Linked DNA regions of Homo sapiens: region 2 is linked to region 1. Evidence: read pairs that join two places in POLR2A ChIA-PET (ENCODE). Cell type or tissue: HepG2. All regions are shown on one strand. Each heading gives the region's core, and the rest is flanking DNA. Links, peaks and the distances in the headings are about the cores only. Region 1 overlaps DIXDC1 (DIX domain containing 1). Region 2 holds the start of C11orf52 (chromosome 11 open reading frame 52).

Region 1 (5,373 bases), core at 71-5,070:
GTATATGTGTATATATATATGTGTGTGTATATATATATATCACATGTAACCTAAAAATACGTAGAACTGATATGTATCAATTTAAAAATTAATAAAATATGCTTTTGGTTAAAAAAAGGTTGGCTGTGGGGATAGAGTCTAAAGAAACCCTCCCTCCCTCCTTCATGGAGCAAGGGAGCAGCTGCCACTGCAGGAAAGGCATGAAGCCACATCCAGACCATTCTCGCTTACGGAGCAAAGCCTTAAGCCACTGTGGAAGCGAAGTAAATCCTGTTGACCCCTCCGTCCCTGCTCTAGGCAAAGGTGAAGACCCATTACAGCTAGTGGGGATGGAAAGGAAAAGGAACACTACCTTGGCAGAGGGGCAGGAAACTATCTTGGACTCAGATTGTAAGAGGTCGCCTACCACTGGGGGAGGGACAGGATCACTGAGAAAACCCCACTTAAAAACTGGGGCTGCGTCAGGACAACAGAGAAGCACTGCTCATCCCCCACCACCAGGGGAGCAAGCACTGTTCAATTAGGAGCAGTGGACTGCTTCTGAGGCAGGAAACAGCATACAGAGACTGACTGAGGCACAGGCATATGAGGAAAGCCTACAGCTGAGGGAGGGGAAGGAACATTGAGGAACGACCCTCCAACAAGCAGCTGTCCCTAAACCTAACTCTAGAAGACTTGGAAAATGGTGGTGCACTGAAGGTAACCTTAACAAAAATCTCAATCCCAGCTCAGCTTCTGACCAAATTAACTCAACTGTCCCTACCGATGGCCTGGAAGAACAAACAGTGTGCCCATTTCTAAACAGATACTTTTACCTCTGTCTCTCCTGTCTTAACATATGTCTGGCATTCAATAAGAAATTATGAGGCATCCACAAGAGCAAGAGAAAAACGAAGCCACTGTGAAGAGCGAAAGCAGTCAACAGAATCAAACTCATATATGACAAGGATGTCGAAACCATCAGACAAGGAATTTAAAGTAACTGATTCATATGTTAAAGGCTGTAGTGAAAATGTTGATAACATGCACATACAGGTGAGGAAGACTCAACTACTGTTTATAGGAAACCCACTATAAATATAATGATATAAATGGATTTAAAAGTAAAAAGATGGATAAAGATATACCATGGAAACACTAATCAAAAGGAAGTGTGGTTATATTAGTATCTGATAAAGTATACTTGAGAACAAGGAATCATTCCAGGTATAAAGATGATACATAATAATAAAAAGGTCAATTCACCGAGAAGACATAATAATCCTAAATGTGTGTATACCCAATAACAGCTTTGAAATACCTGAAGCAGCCCAGGCACTGTGGCTCATGCCTGTAATCCCAGCATTTTGGGAGGCTGAGACAGGAGGATCACTTGTGCCCAGAAGTTTGAGACAAGCCTGGGCAACATGGTGAGACCCTGACTCAACAAAAAAATAAAAAAAATTAGCCAGGTGTGGTGGCATATGCCTGAAGTCCTAGCTACTTGGGAGGCTGAGGCAGGAGGATCACTTGAGTCTGGGAGTTGGAGGCTGCAGTGAGCTGTGATCACACCACTGCACTCCAGTCTGGGCAGCTGGGTGACAGACAGAGTGAGACACTGTCCTCTCCCGTCCCCCCCTCAAAAAATACATGAAACAAAAACTGAAAGGAGAAATAGATAAATCTAGTTACAATTGGAGGCTTTAATATTTCTTCTTTGCAGTAATCAGTAGAAGTAGTGTACAGAACATCAATAAGAATATAGAAAACCTGGGCCGGGTGTGGTGGCTTATGACTATAATCCCAGCACTTTGGGAGGCCAAGGCGGGCAGATTACTTGAGGTCAGGAGGACAGTGGGTGTAGCCCACGGAGGGTGAACCAAAGCAGGGCAGGGCGTCGCCTCACCCAGGAAGCGCAAGGCGTTGGGAGATTTCCCTTTCCTAGACAAAGGAAGCCCTGACAGACTGTACCTGGAAAAAACGGAACACTCCTCCCCCAAATACTGCGCGTTTTCAACAGTCTTAGCAAATGCAGACCAGGAGCTACTATCCAGTGCCTGGCTCGGTGGTTCCCACACCCACAGAGCCTTGCTCACAGCTAGTGCAGCAGTCAGAGATTGAACTGCGAGGCAACAGCCTGGCAGGGGGAGGGGCACCTGCCATTGCTGAGGCTTGAGTAGGTAAACAAAGCTGCCTGGAAGCTCAAACTGGGCGGAGCCCACCACAGCTCAGCTAGGCCTGCTGATTCTGTAGCCCCCACCTCTGGGAGCAGGGCATAGCTGAACAAAAGGCAGCAGAAACTTCTGCATACTTAAACGTCCCTGTCTGACAGCTCTGAAGAGAGCAGTGGTTCTACCAGCATGGCGTTTGAGCTCTGAGAACGGACAGACTGCCTCCTCAAGTGGGTCCCTGACCCCTGTGTAGCCTAACTGGGAGACACCTCCCAGTAGGGGATGACTTACATCTCATACAGGCAAGTGCCCCTCTGGGACAAAGCTTACAGAGGAAGGATCAGGCAATATTTGCTGTTCTGCAATATTTGCTGTTCTGCAGCCTCCACTGGTGATACCCAGGCAAACAGGGTCTGGAGTGGACCTCCAGCAAACTCCAACAGACCTGCAGCTGAGGGACCTGACTGTTAGAAGGAAAACTAACGAACAGAAAGGAATAGCATCAGCATCCACAAAAAGGACATCCACACCAAAACCTCATCTCTAGGTCACCAACATCAAAGACCAAAGGTAGATAAAACCACAAAGATGGGGAGAAACCAGAGCAGAAAAGCTGAAGATTCTAAAAACGAGAGTACCTCTTCTCCTCCAAAGGATCGCAGCTCCTCACCAGCAAGGGAACAAAGTTGGACGGAGAATGACTTTGATGAGTTGACAGAAGTCGGCTTCAGAAGGTCGGTAATAAACTTCTCCGAGCTAGAGGAGGATGTTTGAACCCATTGCAAGGAAGCTAGAAACCTTGAAAAAAGATTAGATGAATGGCTAACTAGAATAAACAGTGTAGAGAAGACCTTAAATGACCTGATGGAGCTGAAAACCATGGCATGAGAACTTTGTGATGCACGCACAAGCTTCAATAGCCAATGCGATCAAGTGGAAGAAAGGGTATCAGTGATTGAAGATCAAATTAATGAAATAAAGTGAGAAGAGAAGTTTAGAGAGAAAAGAGTAAAAAGCAACGAACAAAGCCTCCAAGAAACATGGGACTATGTGAAAAGACCAAATCTACGTTTGATTGGTGTACCTGAAAGTGACAGGGAGAATGGAACCAAGTTGGAAAACACTGTTCAGGATATTATCCAGGAATACTTACCCAATCTAGCAAGGCAGGCCAACATCCAAATCTAGGAAATACAGAGAACACCACAAAGATACTCCTCAAGAAGAGCAACCCCAAGACACATAATTATCAGATTCACCAAGGTGGAAATGAAGGAAAAAATGTTAAGGGCAGCCAGAGAGAAAGGTCAGGTTACCCACAAAGGGAAACCCATCAGACTAACAGCGGATCTCTCGACAGAAACTCTACAAGCCAGAAGAGAGTGGGGGCCAATATTCAACATTCTTAAAGAAAAGAGTTTTCAACGCAAAATTTCATATCCAGCCAAACTAAGCTTCATAAGTGAAGGAGAAATAAAATCCTTAACAGACAAGCAAATGCTAAGAGATTCTGTCACCACCAGGACTGCCTTACAAGAGCTCCTGAAGGAAGCACTAAACATGGAAAGGAACAACCGGTACCAGCCACTGCAAAAACATGCCAAATTGTCAAGACCATCGATGCTATGATGAAACTTGCATCAATTAATGGGCAAAATAAGCAGCTAACATCATAATGACAGGATCAAATTCACACATAACAATATTAACCTTAAATGTAAATGGGCTAAATGCCCCAATGAAAAGTGACAGACTGGCAAATTGGATAGAGTCAAACCCATCGGTGTGCTGTACTCAGGAGACCCATATCACGTGCAGAGACACACATAGGCTCAAATAAAGGGATGGAGCAAGATCTACCAAGCAAATGCAAAGCAAAAAAAAAAAAAAAAGAAAAGCAGGGATTGAAATCCTACTCTCTGATAAAACAGACTTTAAACCAACAAAGATCAAAAGAGACAAGGCCATTACATAATGGTAAAGGGATCAATTCAACAAGAAGAGCTAACTATCCTAAATTTATATGCACCCAATACAGGAGCACCAAGATTCATAAACCAAGTCCTTAGAGACCTACAAAGAGACTTAGACTCCCACACAATAATAATGGGAGACTTTTACACCCCACTGTCAATATTAGATCAACGAGACAGATTAACAAGGATATCCATGACTTGAACTCAGCTCTGCACCAAGCAGACCTAATAGACATCTACAGAACTCTCCACCCCAAATCAACAGAATATACATTCTTCTTAGCACCACATCACACTTATTCTAAAATTGATCATACAGTTGGAAGTAAAGCACTCTTCAGCAAATGTAAAAAACAGAAATCACAACAAACTGTCTCTCAGACCACAGCACAATCAAATTAGAACTCAGGATTAAGAAACTCACTCAAAACTGCACAACTACATGGAAACTGAACAACCTGCTCCTGAATGACTACTGGCTAAATAACGAAATGAAGGGAGAAATAAAGATGTTCTTTGAAACCAATGAGAACAAAGACACAACGTACCAGAATACCTGAGACACATTTAAAGCAGTGTGTAGAGGGAAATTTTTAGCACTAAATGCCCACAGGAGAAAGCAGGAAAGATCTAAAATCGACACCTTAACATCACAATTAAAAGAAATCGAGAATCAAGAGCAAAGAAATTCAAACGCTAGCAAAAGGCAAGAAATAACTAAGATTGGAGCAGAACTGAAGGAGATAGAGACACAAGAAACCTTTAAAAAAATCAATGAATCCAGGAGCTGGTTTTTTGAAGGGATCAACAAAACTGATAGACCGCTAGCAAGACTAATAAAGAAGAAAAGAGAGAGGCATCAAATTGACACAATAAAAAATGATAAAGGGGATATTACCACCGATCCCACAGAAATACAAACTACCATCAGAGAATACTATAAACACCTCTACGCAAATAAACTAGAAAATCTAGAAGAAATGGATAAATTCCTGGACACATACACCCTCCCAAGACTAAACCAGGAAGAAGTTGAATCTCTGAATAGACCAATAACAGGTTCTGAAATTGAGGCAATAATTAATAGCCTACCAACCAAAAAAAGTCCAGGACCAGATGGATTTACAGCCAAATTCTACCACAGGTAGAAAAGAGGAGCTAGTACCATTCCTTCTGAAACTATTCCAATCAACAGAAAAGGAGGGACTCCTCCCTAACTCATTTTATGAGGCCAACATCATCCTGAT
Region 2 (5,373 bases), core at 106-5,105, 87 kb before region 1:
GAGGTTTTCTGGCTACCACAATGGTCTATTCCTCTATTGATTTCTTTGGAGTTTCTGGTCATCTAAAAATCCCTTAGGTGATTTCCTTTCCTTTTCTTTTCTTTTCCTTTTTTTCTTTTCTTTTTTTTTTTAGAGACAGAGTCTCACTCTGTCACCCAGGCTGGAGTAAAGTGGTGTGATCACAGCTCACTGCACCCTCAAACTTTCTTGCTCAACCCTCCTACCTCAGCCTTCTGAGTAGCTGGGACTACAGGCACACATCACCACACCTGGCTAATTTTTCAGTTTTTATACTTTGTAGAGATGATGGGTTGTTGCTATATTGCCCAGGTTGATCTTGAACTCCTGGGCTCAAGCGATCCTCTTGCCTCAGTCTCCCAAAGCAGTGGGATTACAGGCATGAGCCAAGCCACTGTGTAAACCCAGCTGCTTAGGTGCTTTTTAAAACATTACAGAAGGGGTGACTAAAAAGGAACCAGATTATGGAGGGCTTGGAGTGCCAGGCTAAGCAGTTTGAACTGTATCCTGTAGGTGATAGGAAATCATTAATGGCTTTTGAACTGGGAGGAGAAGGAGTGGGTAACAAGATGAAAAGGATACAGTTAATGGTAGAGTAGAGTACAGAATGGATTGCATGGAAGAAGCATGGCCATGAAATAGTGCAATGATTGGGGCACAAGAAAAGAAAGTAAGATGTGGGAACCAGGCGTGGTGGGAGGGTCACTTCAGGCCAGAAGTTCAAGTCCAGCAGGGGCAACATAGCAAGACCCTATCTTGGCCAGGTGTGGTGCCTCACACCTGTAACCCCAGCACTTTGGGAGGCTGAGATGGGAGGATTGCTTGAGGCCAGGAGTTCGAGACCAGCCTGGTCCACATAACAAGACCCCCATCTCACATTAATTTAAAAAAAAAAAAAAAGACCTTGTCTCTAAAAAGATTTTTTTTTTTTTAATTAGCTAGGCACAGTGGTGTGAGCCTGTAGTCCCAGCTACTCGAGAGGCTGAGGGGGGAGAATCTTTTGAGCGTAGGAGTTTGAGGTTGCAGTGAGCTAGCCACTCAACTCCAGCCTGGGTGACAGATTGAGACCCTGTCTTTAAAAATAAAAGAAAGAAAGAAAATAAGATGCTTTGTAATAATAACAACAATGCCTAACTCTTACTGAGTGTGTCCCATGTGCCAGGCCCTGCACTAGAGCTTTATTTTTCACCACAATCCTGTAAGATTGTCACTCTTACCCATGTTTCATAAGAGGAGGAGTTCAAAGTCCAGGGTATTCTCTGTGGAGTGCAGAGCTGAGTGGTGGGCCCTGAACATCCACTTAAAGGACAATAACCAGGCATCCGAGGAAAACACTAAAAATGGGGTGAGAGAACTGAACACAAGAATGATGGGTTTCACAGATTCTCGTAGAGCCCATATTTTCTACTGGTGAGTGCGGGTGAGTCTAACTTTGGGTTACTGGAAGGAGACGCAGAGTTGAGGGGTAAGTGGAGAATCAGTAGTTCTGAACTGTGGATAAGGAAATGAGTGGTTAAGAAGTGCTGAGGCCATCCTGATCATAGAATCATCTGATTTTATACCAGAAAGGGGATTAGATTCAGTTTTTTTCATTTCACAGCCCTAGAAACTTAGGCCCTATAAAGGTTAAGTGATTTGCCCACATCGATTTCAAATAGCAAGGGAGAATATATGAGGAACCCATTTCCCCAAACTTAAGTTTCCAAGAGACTCCAGTATCCCAACCCAGATTCTGTACAAAAATAATAAGAAACTGGTACCAATTGCCTCGAAAGTGAAACTCAGTTAAACCTGAGTGGTGCTGAGCAAACTACTACATTAGGCACTCATCTATTATAGAGGATATATTTCAAAGACAGAGTGATGTAATGGAGAAGCATTTCGTAAGGAAACCAAGAGCCCTTTTCTATCTCAGGTTTCTTTTTATTGAAGCTTGAAGCTCAAGTTCATGGCTTCATCAAAAGACGCTTCAAATCCTGAAGTTGAGATAGCTCTCACCTGGAGCCCGTGTGTTGTTCTACCCTTTGGCTGGGAACACAGTCACCTGGGAATCATTCCAGCAGGTGGCTTCAAAAGTCCAACCTGCTAGGTTGAAATCTGACACTGACACAGACTCCGGGAGCTGCCGCGGAAAGCTCAACCAGGAACCCGGAAATGCACAAGCCTCTTGATGCATAAAAACAGCTGGGCTCCCTTGGAGACAGAGCGCCATGGGAAACCGGGTCTGCTGCGGAGGAAGCTGGTGAGTAGGCTGGAAGGGCAAAGGGGAACATCTATCTCTGTTGGTGGATGTAGAGGCCCCGAAAATCAGAGGACCTGGAGATAGTTGTCTGCCAGCCTCCCACTGCCACCTTCCTCTGCCTGGTACCTCCTTGTTCCAACACCAGAGCAGCACCTCCTTTCAGGAGGCCTTAGAAGACAGAGCCAAGTGGCTGGGCGCGGTGGCTCACGCCTCTACTCCCAGCACTTTGGGAGGCCGAGGCCGGCGGATCACGAGGTCAGTAGATCGAGACCATCCTAGCCAACATGGTGAAACCCCGTCTCTACTGAAAATACAAAAATTAGCTGGGCATGGTGGCGCGCACCTGTAGTCCCAGCTACTCGGGAGGCTGAGGCAGGAGAATCGCTTGAATCCGGAAGGCGGAGGTTGCAGTGAGCCGAGATCGCGCCACTGCACTCCAGCCTGGCAACAGAGCGAGACTGTCTCAACAACAACAACAACAAAAAAAAACAGAGCCAAGCTAGCTGTCTGCGGAATGGCCAGAGCAGGGCAGGAATATTGAACCGGCATTGTTTTTCTGTGCCCTCTTCCTCCCTTTCCCCTTCTTTCCCTTTCTTCCTGGATGAGAGTAATAATTGTAGCACTTGAGAGCTTTCTATGTGCCAGACATTTTACAGTCTCATTTAATTTTTCCAATACTTTATGAGGTAAATGGTTTTGCCCCTCCTCCTATTTTACAGTCAGCTGAGAAACTGAGGCTCAGAGAAATTAACTAACTTGCCTAAGGTCACATGGCTGGTAAGCAAGTAAACCAAGATTCCAACTGAGGCCCACCTGACTTCAGAGGCCACCTTTTGAACCACTGCATAATATTGCCTCTTAGATCAAGCAAGTCAACTTTGAAGCAATGTTTATTTAAAAGGGCAGAAGTGCCAGGCGTGGTGGCTCACGCCTGTAATCCCAGAACTTTGGGAGGCCGAGGCGGGTGGATCACGAGGTCAGGAGATCGAGACCATCCTGGCTAACACGGTGAAACCCCATCTCTACTGAAAATACAAAAAATTAGCCGGGCGTGGTGGTGGGTGCCTGTAGTCCCAGCTACTCGGGAGGCTGAGTCAGGAGAATCCCTTGAACCCAGGAGACGGAGCTTGCAGTGAGCCGAGATTGCACCACTGCACTCCACCCTGGGTGACAGAGCAAGACTCCGTCTCAAAAATAAAATAAAATAAAATAGAATAAAATAAAATAAAATAAATTAAAGGGCAGAAGTGGTCGGATGCAGTGACTCACACCTGTAATCCTAGCACTTTGGGAGGCTGAGGCAGGCAGATGACTTGAGGCCAGGAGTTCAAGACCAGCCTGGCCAACATGGCAAAACACCATCTCTACTAAAAATACAAAAAAATTAGCCAGGCATGGTGGCACACGCCTGTAATCTGAGCTACTTGAGAAGCTAAGGCACGAGAATCCCTTAAGCTTGGGAGACAGAGGTTGCAGTGAGCTGAGATTGCGCCACTGCAGTCCAGACTGGGCAACAGAGCGAGACTATGTCTTGAAAAAAAAAAAGAAAAGGAGTTTGAGACCAGCCTGGGCAACATAGGGTGGCCCCATCTCTACAAAAAAATTAAAAATTAGCTAGGCGTGGTGGTGCGTGCTTGTAATCCCAGGTACTTGGGAGGCTGAGGCAGGAGGATCACCTGAGCCCTGGGGGTAGAGGCTGCAGTGAACCATGATCACACCACTGCACTCCAGTGTGGGTGACAGAATGAGACCCTGTCTCAAAAATGAAAATAAAAATAAAAGGGCAGAAGTAGGAAAAAGAAGAATATCCATGGAATATCTGAATATGACTTTCACACTTATTTACTATGTGACCATAGGTAATAAGTCCCTTAATTTCTCTGTATCCATCCTCACATGTAAAATGTAGATAATACATCCTACATTGTGTAGATCACAGGCTTATTTTGAAGAGCAAAGGATATAGCGTATGTGAAAACCTCATAATAAATTATCTGTGGGGTTGTTACTATTCTTTCCCAGAATTTTCATCACTGCCATGCCGTAAATTCCTGGTCCTGGTTTTATTCTGTCTACTGCCTTCCATGCCTGGGGCAGATCTGGAAGATGTCATGTTATAAATAAAGCATCATTATATTTAGATAGACAAGTGAAGTGCATTGGAAAACACACAGGTTTTGGAGTAGTACATTGGATTCAAGTCCTGCCCTACTACTCATTCATTTATCCATTCATTTATTAAACAGTGTTTATTGAACATGTACTACAGGCACAGTGATAGACACAGAAGACATAGTAATAAAAGGACATTTGGTCCCTGCCTTGTTGAGTAAGAAATACCCTGAAGGTCCAACATTTGGTAACTGTCTAAATACATGGCATATCCAATTAATGGGAAATACGTAGCCACTTCATAAAGAATGTTGGAAGAACACCTAACATCATGGAAAATTTTACTCTTTATTAAGTTAGTAAAAAAGGCCCTTCATTAACCCGTCTGTAAAATGGGAACAAAAATATGTGTTTCCTGGAATGTCAGGATTGAAAAAATAAAGCACCCTTTAAACTCTGAGGTGCCCTATAGACATAGGACATCTAGAAGCACAGAAAAGCTTCTAGAGAAGGAGATGTAACAGCTTCTTTTATTCTCTTTCTTCCCAAGTGTTGGTATTCTTTTTTCATTACTGATTAGTTCTCTGATGGTGATAGTCATTAGTGGTCAACTTTTACTCATGCTTATTATATGCTAGGAACCATGCTAAGTATTTTACATTTCCTGTTTTATTTAATCCTTACAATAATCCCATGAGGTCTGAATTATATTATCATACTCATTTTTTTTTTTTGAAACAGAGTTTTGCTTTATCTCCCAGTATGGAGTGCAGTGGCACAATCTTGGCTCGCTGCAACCTTAGCCTCCCAGGTGTAAGCGATTCTCATGCCTCAGTCTCCCTAGTAGCTGGCATTACAGGTGCGTGCCACCACGCCCAGCTAATTTTTGTATTTTTAGCAGAGACGGGGTTTCACCTGTTGGCCAGGCTGGTCTTGAACTCCTGACCTCAAATGATCCACTCACCTTGGCTTCCCAAAGTGTTGGCATTACAGGCGTGAGC

The links. Peaks named below come from ENCODE experiments on the same cell type or tissue, not always from the same donor. Only the 100,000 strongest peaks of a DNase experiment are listed, where the experiment ranks them.
Region 2: POLR2A ChIA-PET joins it to region 1 with 7 read pairs; 1 of 35 experiments calls an interaction of 5 or more read pairs at or near these places.

What each region holds. Positions count from the first base shown.
Region 1 is chr11:112,004,106-112,009,478 of GRCh38, forward strand. All of the region lies in intron 17 of DIXDC1 (DIX domain containing 1), which reads left to right. Among named protein-coding and RNA genes, the nearest start is that of DLAT, 19 kb to the right of the region's middle. In HepG2, for the core only: a CTCF peak has its summit at 491; a DNase peak (open chromatin) is centred at 2,136.
Region 2 is chr11:111,916,745-111,922,117 of GRCh38, forward strand. It overlaps C11orf52 (chromosome 11 open reading frame 52), which reads left to right and starts at 2,169. Exons shown (of 4, transcript NM_080659.3): 1 at 2,169-2,260. The coding sequence starts at 2,229. It overlaps HSPB2-C11orf52 (HSPB2-C11orf52 readthrough (NMD candidate)), which reads left to right. Exons shown (of 5, transcript NR_037651.1): 2 at 1,934-2,260. It also overlaps a transcript of CRYAB not described here. RefSeq lists an enhancer at 2,001-2,295. In HepG2, for the core only: a CTCF peak has its summit at 2,064 (motif pointing right); DNase peaks (open chromatin) are centred at 1,257 and 2,157; H3K4me3 peaks cover 1,966 bases.